Linked DNA regions of Homo sapiens: region 2 is linked to region 1. A link is a loop called in an ENCODE intact Hi-C map of the cell type or tissue named here. Cell type or tissue: Caco-2. All regions are shown on one strand. Each heading gives the region's core, and the rest is flanking DNA. Links, peaks and the distances in the headings are about the cores only. Region 1 overlaps DIAPH3 (diaphanous related formin 3). Region 2 has its middle 5.3 kb from the start of LINC00434.

Region 1 (8,347 bases), core at 298-8,297:
GATTACAGTCAAAGCTGCAGGACACCAGCGTTAAATCACTGAGCCATCCTGACAGTTCCTGGGTACTCCAGTCACATCCAACAGCAATTTACAATGAAATTCATCCAAGTCTAAAAATCAGCCAACATGCCTCAACCAGAGCAAAATAACTTAGTTTGGACTTTTAAAAACAATTATAAGAGGGAATTATAGCTGATAAAACTTTTGATGGAGTATAAGTATTTGTCTCCAACAAATACAGTTTTAAAGAAAACACACCCATTTTTAGATCTATTAATATGCTTTGTGATCAGTCATATTTTGGAATTTATAGGAAGAAAGGATTTTATGAGGCTAAGAATACAGGAAGTAGAGTTTTAACCCTTTTGATAAGACGTCAGGACAAAATCTGACATCTCCTCTTAGTGTCTTGAAATGATATATTGAAAAAACTCAGAGAATGTTAGGATAAATTTTAAACAATTATAACTTGGTTGCTAAGCAAATATGGATAAAATAAAAAGTTCAGAGAGACAATGAACCACAATGTAGTGTAACATAAGGATGATTATTCGATGAACTGCCCATAGAAGTACAGGCAGGACAACCACATGCCATTATTACCCACTGGGAATTGCTGAGATGGTAATTAAAATAATGAAATCCTATAGATATTAACAACTAAAACTTTAATACTTAGGTGTTTCAGAGGGCTTTCTTGTGGTCAAAAACATATTGGTGTCTAAATTTAAATCTTTGAATGACACAAGAACCCAGAGAACAAAAGATTGTATTGAAGCCTTCAGAGATTAGCATTCACAAAAGTAAATGTCTCATATTTTATCCAAAATCAATACCAAAGATTTTCTTCCCCCAGTTGCTTTGGGAGTTCAGCTAAATATTATTCATAACATGAGAGATTAAAAGAAGAAGGAAACAAAAACTTTAAAATGGCTATTTTTGAAGGAAGCCATAGAAATTGTGGTCATAAGGGATGGCTCTATTGTTGTCTTTTTCTCAGCTTGATAAATTGTTTCAAAGTATGTTGGCCAAGCTAATCACTAGCACAATATTCACCTGCAATTTTAAAATCTGAATTTCTTTATTCTTTCCCCAAACATATTAAAAATGTCTCTAGACTTCTATTTATAGATATGACCTATTGATGGTAAAAGTGCACCTGAATAATCAAAACCACTGACAAAAAAATAATAACTGAAAAGGTCAAAAAGTGGATCAATTGAACATTTCAACCTCACAAGTAAGTCCAAACATAAATGAATAATGAATCCATAAATGTTTATTGAGCACCTATATGCATAAGACACAGAGCTAGGAACCACCAAGAAGTTTAAGGTACTGTCATTGGTCTGAAAGGGACCAGGGACAAAAGAGGAGCTTATGTTGACTCATTTTTAGTGTCACTCAAGTGTCAAATGAATTGTGCACATAATAAATACAATAGAATTTTGGTGGAGTGAGGTCCACCTAGAGATAGTTTAAGTGAAATCATGCTTCATAAGGGCAGGGTCTCATTTCAGTTTTGAGTAACAATAGGATTAGATACATCAGAAACAACTTGCAGGGAACTTTACGTAAAGGAAAAATCTATTAAAAATGCTACCAAGTACCCATTTAGTGGATGGTTAGGATTCAAGACAGGCCACACTCATGCAGATGAATATATGAAGACAATGAAAAAAACTCACATAACATGGGTTAACTAATACTAACATTTTAGTATCAAATTATGTTGGAAATTTCACATAGAAGATGTTTATGTAATAGAGTTTCACCAAAAAGCAATCAACTACGTAGACTGGGTTTCATCTTTATTATGTACTAGTCAATCCCCAGGCACAGAAAGAAAGCAATGATTGAGGGAGAGATAATTGTGAATCTCTTGTTATAGAAAGTTAAAGATTGCAAGAATTTAGCACCTTCTTTCTTCTGCTGCAAGAAAGTCTCCTGAAAGGCCACAAGATTTCTGAGGAAGCTTAAATACAGGGGAGAAAGTAAAGAAGGCCTGGACTACCTGGGGAGAGAGGCATTCTAATCAGTCAGAGAGAAGAATTTGAGCCTCAAGTATTCTGTTAGGAGTACGGCGGCCTCCTGCTGTCCACACCCTGTCTCCTTCTTCACCCACACAAGAGGAAGGAAGGAATGAGCTGGGAAAATGGGAAGTGCAGGTGGTATGATAAAACCGATGAAGGATTGAAAATGGATTGCACTAAAATAAAAAACAAACAGAGTCGTCATCAGCAAACAGATGGCTCCTAATAGAGAATAAAATTTGATTAGACAGTTTCCCAAGTATATATCTGGTGCACCAGAATCAAGGAGAAATTTTTAGGCAAATCATGAAGGAAAACTTTCTTCTTCATGGAAGAAAGCAAAATTCTGAGTAAGAAACGAGAAGACTGCTATTCTGCAGGTTTGGATGGAGATATTATTTGACAGAAGTTGGTTTCCACGCTGATTTTGATGGCAGACGGTGGGGAACAAATTGGTTTTAGGGTGGAAAGATTTGGCAGATGTTGGGGGACAAGTTGGTTTTAGGGCGGACAGATTTGGCAGATTAAGAAAAAAAACTGTATTAAGCAGTGTGTGTGTGTGTGTGTGTATGTATGTTATGCAAGTGATGCTTTAAGTAAGCTGATCACAGAAAACTGAAGAAATTCAGACCATATAATTATGACCCTTCCAGGACATTTTTTTATGCTATGAAAGTTGCTACTCTATCCAAATAATGTTAAACACAGACATCCAGATTAAAAGAACTGGAAGGTCATCTAATTTGCACAATGTCACTTTACCCAAGAGGAAACCAAGGCCCAGAGATATTAACTCATGTGTTTTCGACTTGCTCATGGTGAAGAAAGGATAACATGATGGTTACCTAGCTTCCAGGTGATGGGGTTGGGCAACTGAAGTTGAAACATCAACTCTGCTCCTTTATTTTTCACTCCATTAAAAGTCCAAAATTCAGTCTAATTTCATTTGTCTGTGAGCACTTTATGCCATGATACACTGCATTTTTATAGGGCTTTATGTGTTTCAATGCATTCTTATATACATTACTTTACCTTTTCTTCAGCATGAGCAGGCAAGAATTACCAAGTTGGCTGGACAGATGCAGAAATTCAGGCATAGTAAAGTTAAACAATTTATAAAGCAAATTAGTGAAAGAGCTTGGCCTATGTTCAGCCATCCTGCTCTTGTCACTAGATCATATTACATTTGCTGGTTGGTATAATTTGCCCTAGACTGCATTTTCTATACAGAAGAGGAATTGTATTTACTTAATGTAATGAAAACATTGCACATTTGTAACAGTGTTGTTTTCTGCTATTTTTCATTACAACTGCATAGTGTTACAGCTACATTATGGGTTAAATAGACTCTTGAGGGCTAGCCTGGGAACCTAACCACCATTTATAACATTCTTTCTATGGGAAATTGCTTTGTGAATTCCAAAACAACTGATTTAAAAATTAACTTTGGGAATACACTGGTTTCAAAGTAGAAGATTGTTGGTCAGACATTTCATGTGATTGGTTGCTTAATTCATGCAATTGAAGCAAACAATAATGGATTGCCTACTATGCATCTACCAGCCATTGTGCTGAGGCCAGGGATGCAAGGATGAACAAGATCTTAGGCCTTGAGGCACTCATATCTATCAGAGAGAAACAAATTATTAAAACAAATAAATTATAAATAAGTGCTAAAATAGAGCTATGGGAAAAAATACTGCAGAAGCAAAGAGGACAGAGGAACTAGACCTCCAGGGGATTTACTATGAAAGTAACATTTGTGTTGGGTCTTGACATGTAAGTAGGAGTCTGTCAAATAAAGAAGAATAGTAGGGCATTGCGGGTAGAAAAAGAAGCAAATACAAAATGCTGGGAGGTAAAAGGGTCTGGTGTTTAGGGAGAATGATGGCAGCAACACACAGGAAGGCAGGATGGCTGTTAATTATCAGTTGCTTTTTAGTCATTAAAAATTTAAGTAATTTCTTATCTTATCTTTTTGGATTTTCCAAAGGAAAGGGGATGACTAGATTGAGAAAATTACACAGACCCTTGCCCTGCATGAGAGAGAAGAATTTCTGCTTACTCATATCATTAGTCTTGTTTTTTATCCCCATGGGTCATACTGTCAACCTTGAGCAATGTTTTGCTGAACTATGAGATCAGATCAAAGATTATAAAAGCTTACTTACTGATATCTAGGTGTTTAGGAAATATGGTAAAAGACCAGTAGTTAAAATAAAACCTGGCACATTTGAACCATTTCCATATGCTTGCTTCTGTTAAATTAATATGCTTTATATCAGCAAAATTATAATCTTTTTGACCACAAGAAAAGGTCTCACTGTGAACATATGATGATTAAGGAATATTCAGAATAAAACTCAACCTGAAATTTCAGTCTGTATATAGATCAATTTTAGTTAAAGCATGTAGAACGAATAAAATAAGCAAAAGACAGGAAGCAAAGCTAGAGAAAGGGAAAGAAGTAAACAAGGAGGAAAGAATGTTTTAGCTCAAGTGCATTTAAAATGTGTGAGAAACTTTTTTATATTCAAGTACATAATCCATTTGCAGAGGGCTGACTGAGGGTGTTTGTGACTATGTAAACTGTATTTCTTTCATGTATAACATAAACAAAAGGATACAGTCCACTGATCCTTTGTAAACATTAGTTAAAAATAATCCTGACTCTTCAGTGTGAAGCTTATGCAATGTTCATGTTAGGACTCAAATACTTCATTCAGCCTAAGACAAGTCAAAAAGGATTTTAAAAAGCTAAGTATAGAATTTAGAATGTAGAATACCCCATGTATAGTTCACAGTATTCTCTGTTCTATGGTTTTGATAAAAATACTAGAATAAAACTTATTTTTTTAATTACTTGGTACAGATTACTCATAGCTTTGAGAAATTCTTTTTTTTTTTTTTTTTTTTTTTTTTTAGAAAAGAATACAAACTTTTACTCTTGATAGCTTAGCTATTTTTCTGAGTACCTGAGAATATATCTATGAAATCTGATGAGGCAAAAGGAAGGTTGAGGTTTAACATTTGAGGGCTAATAAGAGGTATGAATGGTAAATAAATAATTATGAATTTTGAGCCAAAGAGGTCATTTAAATCATTTCTAGTTGTATCCCTTTTTTCAGACCTTTTACATCCCCCTACTTCCCTGACTGACACCCCCAACCCCCCCATCCCCCGACACCAAATAAGGTCTATATTATTGGCTGTGTCTGGAATTCTTGGTAAGGCTCACAACTATAATCCATCTTCTGGACACTAAAGAATGCTGAAGCCCAGCCTTACTCCATTCTCCTGTTTGAAGGTGACAATGTTATAGTCATAGAACCTTAGGTTTCCTTTTAATGACAAGGAAACAGGCCCAGAATGGTCAAAAGATATGCCTCAAATGACACAGTGAAATAGTCAGGGTACACTCTTTTGCCATGCAGAAATCGACCCACCACCACCACCTCCATCAACCATAACCTACTCTATTAGGCCTCTGAAAATTCAGCCTGGTGCTCCTCCTTTATTACACCAAACAGCCGCTCCTTGTTTCATGTTTTCCAGGCTGTGTATTGCTCCCTGGGAGTTATTTTGGGTCTAATTTACCTGTCAAAAGTGTGAAATACTGATTATAATAAAATCTTTCTTCTGACTCCAACTCTTTCTTTAATCACAGAGCTTACATTCTATTGGCAAAGGCAGGCATTAAACAAATAATCAAACAAATATGTAATTATAACTTGTAAGTACAATGAAGGAAAAGTAAAGGGTACAATTATGAATGTAACAAGGGACCTGATTTAAGTTTTAGAGGGAAGGCAGTCACAGGAAAATTACTATGAGAAAATTATATTTCAGAACAGAACAAGAAAGAGTTAGCAAGACAGGTTTAGTGGAAGAACGGCATTCCAGGTAGAGGGAACAGCGTGAAGGCCTCCGGTGGAAGGCGCTTATGACTGGAAAGTAGTGACCAAAGAGAAGAGTGACTGGACTGAGACGGAAGAGGTAGCCTGGGCCTGTGGGTGAGGGTGTTCTGGGACATTGTATGAACTGAGATTTTATTATTTTATTATTTTATTCAAAGAACTACAGGAAGCCACTAAAAGATGTTAGGTAGGAGTATGGGCTGGCCAGATGTCCTTTTATAAGCTCTTTGATATCATGAAACTCAGTTCTTTGTCTGATTCTGATTGTCAAAACTCAGGCTTAAAAGTGTATGACATTATTCCAAGGAATTAGGAAAATTATCAGTGCAAATCCCTCTCTCCTACTTGTAAAGACAATTTAAAGTAGATGCTCTTGGATGGTCTTTATATAGTATCGGAATTATTTGCAATCTCACATGGAAACTCATTGCGGAACAAAAACAGCGTATTTCCCAATCTTAGAAAAAAGTCACAAAGTTTATGCAAAATTCATGAAGCACGTGATGGGATATCTCAAAAACAGTAAAAATGATAATGTTTTTAATAAAAAGAGAAAGAAAATTATTGTAAAATGATATGATAAATTTGAGTTTCTTACTTGCAGAATAAACTTGAAGCTTTAATTTATATAGGGAATTATATTTTTAAATCTGAATTTTAAATGATCCTTATAATCCTCATTTAGAAAGCAAGGCCAAAAGTGAATTTTCAAGGAAATAGTTTCTGAAATAAATTATGAAATGATGACATGTTTAGTATACAACCTTCTAAATTCAACATAAAGAAAAATCTTAGTAATATCCTAAAATGTGATTCTTCAAATAAGTGACTTCATTCTTGTGATCCCTAATTGTTCTTGTGGTGCTATATATAAACCAAAGTCACCAAATACTCCACTTTCAATTTGTCTACCATTATAAGAAAGGACAGATATGAAAGATATTATATATTTTTGTCTTTGAAATATTAAGAACCAATAGTTAGCCTCAGTGACATCAAGAAAAATAATCGAAGAATGGACTTAGTCAAGGTAAAATGAAATAGGAGACTGGTAAAAACTCAGATAATTGTGTATGACTCCAACCATCACAGGATACTCAAGATTTATTTGCTATAGAATGAAAATCTCGTCTCAGGTCAGGGTTTATTCCGAGAATAAGTGTATGAGGTTGATACACTGATTTTGGTCTAGTTTACTATAAAGGAAGTTATTTTACTCTTCATTTGTTGCACAGTTCTTAGTTGAAAAATTTAAAGCTTTTCATCCAAAGGTTAGATAATACATTACAGGAAAGCATAATTTCATAGTTTCTGAAATTAAATTTGTGTCTTAGTTGGGTACTTCAACAACTTAAGAAGAAAAGTCACTGAAAACATTATAAACTAGCTAATTTTTATAGCTTCTAAAACGCTTGATTGTTAAAATAAACAATGCTCTTGGGATGCCTACATTTCTGCTTAATAAAGTAAATTAGCCTTTATAAAGTTTCTTAGTGAACATATGACTTTAGTAAATGCTTCCTTTGTTCCTGGTTCTTGGGAAAATATTATTGAAAACACAAACAAAGTAAAAAAAAAGTTACAGTTGTAGAATGAAACAAAGTTGTTCAGTCATTGGAAACATCTGGTACTGAAAGTGGATTTCTTAATTATTGAGAGGGCCCTAAAATATAAATATTCACAGGTTCAAAAGAGTGCTGCCAAATAGGTTATCAAGCAAAAAATACGCAACCACCTGGAGAACAAAATCCATCTGTCTGACTGAATCTAGTTGAAAATAATTTTTTAGACTTGTTAGTAAAACCCTCATGTAAAATTTATTTGATTGAATAATTTACTAAGAATATTTCCATAAGCATCATAAAGTGCTACAGTCGATAAAAATGAATATACTAATCATCTTTCTAACTTTGAACCACTGCCATAGCTTCTAGTGCATATATTTTGTAGGTTACTAGTTAGGCTTCATTTGTACCTGTGATCTCAACTTGAACACAGGATTCCCATCAATAAAGTGTGGCCATCCCATTAAAGGCCCACTTTACAGGGAAAAGGGAGACAGTCTAATATTCCTGGTTGTAGCTGATATTTACTTGAAGGCAAGCAGCATAAATGTCTTTAAAGATGTGCACCCTGGTGCTTTTGTCTTCCCCAATGCTGGAACTCAGGTGATGGCAAAAGTTAGAATGAGGAATGCCAGGAGGAATAATACTAAATCTATATTCTCTCTCTCCTGGAACTTTTGTGCTTGAAAAGAACTTGCTGTTACAATCCAGATGGTTCCTCCCTTCAAACAGAAATAAAAGGTAGAATGCATTAAATGAGATAATACAATGCACAAAGCACAGTAGAAAAGTCACTAGACAAATATTAGTTCTATTAAATGGCCATGGTCTC
Region 2 (8,347 bases), core at 287-8,286, 580 kb after region 1:
AAGGATTCGATGTACATTTTCAATGTAGAAATGACAGAGAGATTGTGTTGATACGGTGTAACCAGAATGAGTATCGTTGCTGAAGTGGAGGAGTTTGGGGAGATAAGAGTGGTGGGTTGCCTTGATTGTGTGGTTTGGGACTGCCTTGTTGCTTGTGAGATGCTGGGAGATGTCTGAGAGCAGATAGCTAGCAGGAACCTGCAAACCAGAACTCTGAGGAGAGGTTTTGGGTGTAAAGTTGGTATTCGGGGGCATATAAATGGAATTTAAAGTCATGGGAACTGAAGAGATCCCCTAGAAAGAGGGCAATAAGGAAGAAAAGAGAGCTCAGGACTAAATCCTGGGGAAACGCAACAATTAGAAGTCAAAAGGAGATAGGGGTTCACAAGGAGTGTGAGGAGGATTTGGCAGAGAGATAGAAGGAAACCCAAGAGAGGATGGTGTCAATTAAGGAAAGAGTTAAGGGTAGAAGGGGAGAAAGAAAGATAAACTGCCTACTGTATTGAATACTGGTAAGGAAGAGGCTGGTTCTTAATTTCAAAGAGCATAAACATCAAATCAAATTTAGAAGTATTTATCATACTTATTTCATGTGTATTTCACCTACTATCATGTTTCTCCTGCAGGAGTGATGACTACTATCTGATTCATGAGCACTGTCAAATCTCATACTTTAAAAAAAGACTTTAATCTTTTTTTCTTCATAAATTTTGATTCTCCCTGAATTCTCTGGATAATTTCCACAATTCTCTTTATTTTGCTAACATATGCAGAATCTATAATCTTCAAGTCTTCACTTTTCAAATGCAAAACTATTTTAGAAGCAGTTTATTGTCTTTTGAAAATTATCCATGTTCATTTAAAAACAGATTAGCTCTTCACCTTCAACGTATTTGAATTGTCATGTTACAGGAGACTTGGAATATTAAGCTTATCGGAAAGTTAGGACAAGTTTTCCCTAGAGGGTGGAGAGTAGTTTTAAATTCGAAGTGGAAAAAAAGTTCCATATCTTAAAATAGAAGCAAATTTTTTCTCTGTTTCACATTCTCTCAAGATATCCTCAATCCTTTTTAAACTCTCTATTTATTATTAAATACAAGCAATTTAGCTCCTTTGTAAGGTTATGCAAATAACTCATCCAGAATTAGCATTTAACATGCAATTCTTATATCCACACAAATGTTTTGTATAAAGTTGTTTTAAAAAGATTCAAATCTTTATAATTAGGAAGGGAAAATATATTAATAGGAATAAAGGGATACTCTGCTAATCTCCCATATGTAAATTAGCTTATAATTTCCATCATTTACTTTAGAAGCAACAGAACAATGGAACTTTTATTCTTCAATATTGCTGTCTCTCTCCTTCTCCAGCCAGAAAGTCTGTGCTTATACATGTATATCTAAAGAAAAATAACAAGGAATGTTAAATATTTTAGTTTTGTGGGAGAGAGATGGTTGGGTAACTTGTGAGTGGGATTGAAGTTGATACTCTGTGCTTTGGCAGCCTAAGGGATAAAATGCAATGTAGACCCTCTTGGGTTCTCATTTCAACTGCTTGCATTTCCTTTTGTTCTTTGTTAGTGGGGCTGGATTCACTCCTGCCTACCTGGAACCTTCCTCCACAGCTTCTCACTCCTTCCCCAATCTTTACATAGAGGACATTCTCGTAGAATGTATGAGGAAATTGTTCATTTCCTTAAAGTGCTTTCTCTTTGCTTTAGTCTTTAGCTTAGTCTTTGGAAAAGAAGATCATGCAAACTGCAGATAAACATTGGTTAACAGTATAGGCTAGGTTCTTCCATCTCACTTACCTTCTGGAGCTTGGCTTGTATCTTCCAAGATACCAGAAATCAAGTGCACTGTCCTGGGAGTTTGGTATAAGTTGGTAAACTGGAAGTAGGATTATGAAGGATTCAAAACTAAGTCAGACAAAGAACTGTTGAAAGGATTAAGTCGTTGACCCTGGAAGTGGAAAGGGGAGCTCTGAAGAGACTTTAAACAGAAAGTGGAGGCTGAGGCTGAGCGTGGTGGCTCACGTCTGTAATCCCAGCACTTTGGGATGCCAAGGCGGGTGGATCACTTGAGGTCTGGAGTTTGAGACCAGCCGGGCCAACATGGTGAAATCTTGTCTCTACTAAAAATACAAAAGCTGTAATCCCAGCTACTTGGGAGGCTGAGGCAGGAGAATCACTTGAACCTGGGACGCAGAGGTTGCAGCGAGCCAAGATTGTTCCACTCCACTCCAGCCTGGACAACTGAGTAAGACTCTGTCTCAAACAAATAAAATAAAATAAATAGAAAGTGGGTTTAAATATGTGTCTTACAGTTGCCAAGTGGTAGAACTAGGAAAATGGGTGAAACGTTTAAGGGATGCATGTTTCTCCTTCAACAAACATTGAAGAAACTGCCAGGTATCGGGTAGAGCTCTGAGAAACTAGATGCAAGATGGAAATCAGCACTTATTCACTTCAAGGAAGTTACTGTCCAGTGGGAAAGACATGCAAGCAAACAATTATAACAGATCATGATAAATGCAAACAATACGTATTGTATTCAGTGAGAGAATAGAGGAAGGCAGCCTGTATCTGCCTTGGGGACAGATCTGCTTGGACTATCTGCTTGCGGGTGCCAAGGGCAGCTCCTCCATCCTCACTGACACCACTTCATGCAAAATTCCATTATCTTTCATCTGAGTTTCTGAAACTGTCTCAGAGCTGGTCTTCCTGCCTTCAGCTTTGCTGCTTCAATTCTTTCATCCACATTGCAGACAAAGTAATATTTCCAAAAAGGAAAACCTGATTCCCCCACTAAAAGCCTTCAATAACTTTTGATTACCACAAAAACAAAATCCAAATGCTCAAGGGCCCCTGCTTCAATCTCTAACCTTTTCTTGCTCCCCACATTTAAGCTCTATTTACAAAGAACTACTTGCCACTTTCCTAAGTCACCATTTCTTCCTAACTCCTGGGCTTCTGCACATGTAGCTCTCTGCCTGAAACCAGCTTCCCTCAAAATCCACACATATAGAAGTAAAAAAAGAGAACAAGTTTGCATGCACACACATATTGTGCATATATCCATGTGCACCCACCCCCACACACTTCCCATTTCTACCCTTGCCTTACTAACTCGTTCTTTCTTCCTCTGGTCCGCAACACCCCAAGACTCAGTGTTATTCCTCCTTGTGGGTACACTCCTATGTGGCACCCTCTGTGCATACCTAATCAATGAACTCATCACGCTGTATTGTACTTGGCTGTTTACTTTTCCATCTTTTTGTTGTTGCTGTTGTTGTTTTTGATACGAGTCTTACTTTGCTGCCCAGGTTGGAGTGCAGTGGTGCAATCTTGGCTCATTGCAACCTCTGCCTCCCGGGTTCAAGCGATTCTCTGGCCTCAGCTGGAATTACAGGCATGTGCCACCATACCCAGCTAATTTTGTGTTTTTAGTAGGGAAGGGCTTTCACCATGTGGGCCAGGCTAGTCTTGAACTCCTGACCTCAGGTGATCTGCCTGCCTTGGCCTCCCAAAGTGCTGGGATTACAAGAGTGAGCCACCACGCCCAACCCCATCTTTTTTTACTGGAGGAAAATCTGCTTGAGTGTGGGGACCACATCTTATTCCTCATTATATTCCCAGCAGCTACCATAGTTCCAAGTACATTGTAGAATGTGACTATATATTTGTTTAATAGATGAGTAAATGAATAGCATTTTGAAGAATGCTATCCAAAAATGTGAGAACGTTCTCACATTTTTGGGTAGTATACAAATATATGTTACATATCTCAGTTGAGTGATGGTTCTAAAAACTTTGGAAGGTTCTTCAAACCAAAAAACTATGATTATATAAATCTGTCTTAGATCATTTTTAGAAAGAGGTAATAAATAAGTAAATAATCCATGAACTATTTCTTACCTATGGGCAGTGTGATGGTTAATTATACGTTGACTTGACTGGGGTGTGGGATACTCAGATATCTGGTTAAACATGATTTCTTGGCATGTCTGTGAGGGTGTTTCTGAAAGAAATTAGCATTTGAATTGGTGGACTAAGTAAAGCAGATTGTCCTTCCCAATGTGAGTGGGCATTCTCTAACCTGTTGAGGGCCCAAATATGACAAAAAGGTGAAGTGAGGTTGAATTATTTCTCTATACCTGACTACTTAAGCTGAGGCATTGATCTTCTCCTGCCCTTAAACTAGGACTTACCCCATTAATGCTCCCAGTTCTTAGGCCTTTGGGCTCAGAGTAGGATTGATATCACCAGCTTTCCTGGGTCTTTAGCTTGCAGGTAGCAGAGGGCATGAAGAAACTGAGGCCCAGAGGGGTGAAGTGAGATGCTCTTAGTCACAGATAGGCTCTAAATTCTTGCCCCAGTACTTTCTACCACAGTCCACCATTTCACAAATAAGGCTGCTTGAGTTATTTGGAATTTCACTCCCCATCTTATTTCTAATTATTTTAGACCAGATTTTCCCTGAGAGAATGAGTTCCTAGTGGGAGCCCAACACTGGTCAAAGCAAGTCTGTTCTGTCAAGGACTCTAAGAGACTCTTTCCTTCTGGCGTCTTTCTTCTAGACTCAGTTAACCAAGAGAAGGGACTCAAGGTGTACATTTGTCTTGAAAGTGAGGCCTCACAGCATCAACTAGGGGAAAGTACTAAGAGTAAGTCTAAGGCTGACTTTCTTCCTTCAGGCTCTCAGGATGGCAGTTGTTCTGGATCCACCTGGATTCCTCATGTTGCTGTTGCCAGGCACATCCATGCCAACCTCCAGGTGTCTCCTTTCCATCAAAAAGGTGGTGCTATTTAGACAGGACTTTCCTCAGGAATGCAATGATTATTGTGAAATCTGCATAATTTCACCTTTTGTCAGTCATGAGACAGGAGCAGTCCTCCATCAGATGATAAGGGTGCCTAAGTTACTTTCTCAGCCTTACAGGCAGCTCCATAAGTGACCATCCTGCCCCTCTTTGTTGGTTCTATGAAAAGAATTCAGGTTATGTCAATAAACAAAACATTTATGGTGAAAAAACATATGGGAATGAGGAGAGCAAGTGCCTCAGGGGATTAGAAAAAGGCCTACCTCAAGGCCTCATGGAGAAGGTTTGTATTCTGGTATTTTGTGATTAACATGACTTAACTTCTGTCTCCTGTTGTTTCTGAGGAATTTCTTTCTACATGTGCATTTTATACTTTATGACTATGGCATTAATGGCCTCTGCAAATGGCCTTCTCTGCAGTCCTTTTACCTTCAACCCCTCTGCTAATTGCTCAACTCTGTTTTTTATTTCACTTTCAAATTCCTGGGAGAAAAATCTCATTGCCCTGCCTAATCAACATCATCCCTTGCTAGACAAAGCTGTTCTGTCAAACCACCTAATAAACCTCTGGATATTGGCTGGCCTTTTATCACTTGGTCTAGGAAATGTTGTGTTATATAAAATGTTATATAAAACGCTTAAAAGTGGGGGCAAAGCGGTCGCTGCCTTGGTGTCCCTGTCATGCTTCCCAGCAGTGGCCTAGCAGAAAAGTAAAAGATATCTGAATATATTCGCGTACCGAAGATGAGAAGGATGAGCCCATTGAAATACCATCGGAAGACGATGGGACGGTGCTGCTGTCCATGGTTACAGCCCAGTTTCCAGGGGTGTGTGGGCTTCGCTACAGAAATCCAGTGTCTCAGTGTATGAGAGGTGTCCGGTTGGTAGAAGGAATTCTTCATGCCCCCGATGCTGGCTGGGAAATCTGGTGTATGTTGTCAACTATCCTAAAGATAACAAAAGAGAAATGGATGAGATAGATGCTTCATCAGCTGTGAAAGTGAAAAGAGCAGTCCAGAAAACATCTGATTTAGTAGTGTTGGGTCGCACATGGAAAACAACTGAGCAGGACCTGAAAGAATATTTAAGTACCTTTGGAGATGTTCTTATGGTGCAGGTCAAGAAAGATACTAACACTGGTCATTCAAAGAGGTTTGGCTTCGTTTGTTTTACGGAAGATGAAACACAGGTGAAAGTAATGTCACAGCTACATATGATAGATGGACGATGGTGTGACTGTAAACTTCCCAATTCTAAGCAAAGCCCAGATAAGCCTTTGAGAAGCATGAAAGTGGGGCGCTGAACAGAGGACATGATTGCAGATGAGCTGCGGCAGTTCTTCTGTCAGTACGGGGAAGTGGTGGATGTCGTCATCCTCAAGCCATTCAGGACGTTTGCCTTTGTTACATTTGCAGATGATCAGGTTGCACAGTCTTTTTGTGGAGAGGACTTGATCATTAAAGGAATCAGCATTCATATATCCAATGCCGAACCTAAGCACAACAGCAATAGACAGAAAGAAGTGGAAGATTTGGTGGTAATCCAGGTGGCTTTGGGAATCAGGGTGAATGTGGTAATAGTAGAGGGGGTGGAGCTATTTTGGGAAACAATCAAGGTAGTAATATGGGTGGTGGGATAAACTTGGGTGCATTCAGCATAAATCCAACCATGATGGCTGCAGCCCAGGCAGTGCTACAAAGCAGTTGGGGTATGATATGCATGTTAGCCAGCCAGCAGAACCAGTCAGGCCCATCGGGTAATAACCAAAGCCAAGGCAACATGCAGAGGGAGCCAAACCAGGCCTTCGGTTCTGGAAATAACTCCTATAGTGGTTCTAATTCTGGTGCAGCAATTGGTTGGGGATCAGCATCAAATGCAGGGTCGGGCAGTGGTTTTAATGGAGGCTTTGGCTCAAGCATGGATTCTAAGTCTTCTGGCTGGGGAATGTAGACAGTGGGGTTGTGGTTGGTTGATATAGAATGGTGGGAATTCAAATTTTTCTAAACTCATGATAAGTATATTGTAAAAATACATATGTACTAAGAATTTTCAAAATTGGTTTGTTCAGTGTGGAGTATATTCAGCAGTAAGGAGGTATACCTAATGTAAATGACAAGTTAATGGGTGCAGCACACCAACATGGCACATGTATACATATGTAACAAACCTGCATGTTGTGCACATGTGCCCTAGAACTTAAAGTATACATATACATATGAAGAGCTAAAGGAATTTTATAAGTTTTGTTACAAGAGCTTGGCACGGTGGCTCATGCCTGTAATCCCCACACTTTGGGAGGCTGAGGCAGGTGGATCACGAGGTCAGGAGTTCAAGACCAGCCTGGCCAAGATGGTGAAACCCCGTCTCTACTAAAAATACAAAAGTTAGCCGGGCACAGCGGCAGGTGCCTGTAATCCCAGCTACTTAGTAGGCTGAGGCAGGAGAATCGCTTGAATGTGGGGGGCGGAGGTTGCAGTGAGCTAAGATCGCACCACTGCACTCCAGCCTGGGTGACAGAGTGAGACTCCATCTCAAAAAATAAAAAAAAATATATAAATAAAAATAAGTTTTGTTACATGAAAGGTTGAAATATTGAGTGGTTGAAAGTGAACTGCTGTTTGCCTGATTGGTAAACCAACACACTACAATTGATATCAAAGAGTTTCTCCTGTAATATTTTATCCCTGGACTTGTCAAGTGAATTCTTTGCATTTTCAAAATGGAAACCATGGATTAGAACTACATTCTTTACTCCTTGTTTTAATGTGAACCCCACCATATGAATTTTTTTCCTTAAGAAAATATCCTTTTGGGAGATCATGGTGTCACAGTGTTTGGTTCTTTTGTTTTGTTTTTTAACATTTGTCTCCCCTCATATACAAAAGCACAATATGAAGCCTTCATTTATTCTCTGCAGTTCATCTCACTTCAAATGTTTATGGAACAAGCATTTCATTGAAAGTAGTGCTGTAAATATTCTGCCATAGGAATACTTCTGTCTACATCCTTTCTCATTCAAGAATTCGTCATCACGCATCACAGGCCGTGTCTTTGATTTTTATCCACTACTCTTTATTTCATGGAGTTGTATCAACGCTATGAACGCAAGGCTGTGATATGGAACCAGAAGGCTGTTTGAACTTTTGAAACCTTGTGTGGGATTGCTGGTGGTGCCAAAGCATGAAAGGCTAGTATGAGCAAGAAAGGGAGAAAGTGCGTGCAGAGACTTGGTGGTGCATAATGGATATTTTTTAACTTGGTGAGCTATGTCTCTCAATCCTGTGGCTTCGGTGAAAGAGTGTGCAGAAAGCAATGATAGCAAATAATGTGCAAATGTTTTTTGCATTCAAAGCACATCCACATCTGTTGGAAGACCTTAAATGAGTTTTTGTTCTTAGATAACCCACATTAGTTGAATGTGTTAAGTAAAACGATACTTGTACCCCCCCCCCCCACCCCTTTGTCAACTGCTGTGAATGCTGTATGGTGTGTGTTCTCTTCTGTTACTGATATGTAAGTGTGG

The links. A loop is a pair of places that touch in the nucleus more often than their neighbours do. Peaks named below come from ENCODE experiments on the same cell type or tissue, not always from the same donor. Only the 100,000 strongest peaks of a DNase experiment are listed, where the experiment ranks them.
Region 2: a loop joins it to region 1, with 9 times the contacts of the local background. A loop is called at or near these places in 1 of 110 quality-filtered maps.

Annotation. Positions count from the first base shown.
Region 1 is chr13:59,687,209-59,695,555 of GRCh38, forward strand. The region is part of intron 27 of DIAPH3 (diaphanous related formin 3); the gene reads right to left. Among named protein-coding and RNA genes, the nearest start is that of DIAPH3-AS1, 320 kb to the right of the region's middle. In Caco-2, for the core only: no CTCF peak of the experiment used is centred there; no DNase peak of the experiment used is centred there.
Region 2 is chr13:60,269,238-60,277,584 of GRCh38, forward strand. It overlaps the pseudogene TARDBPP2. Among named protein-coding and RNA genes, the nearest start is that of LINC00434, 5.3 kb to the left of the region's middle. In Caco-2, for the core only: no CTCF peak of the experiment used is centred there; a DNase peak (open chromatin) is centred at 4,894.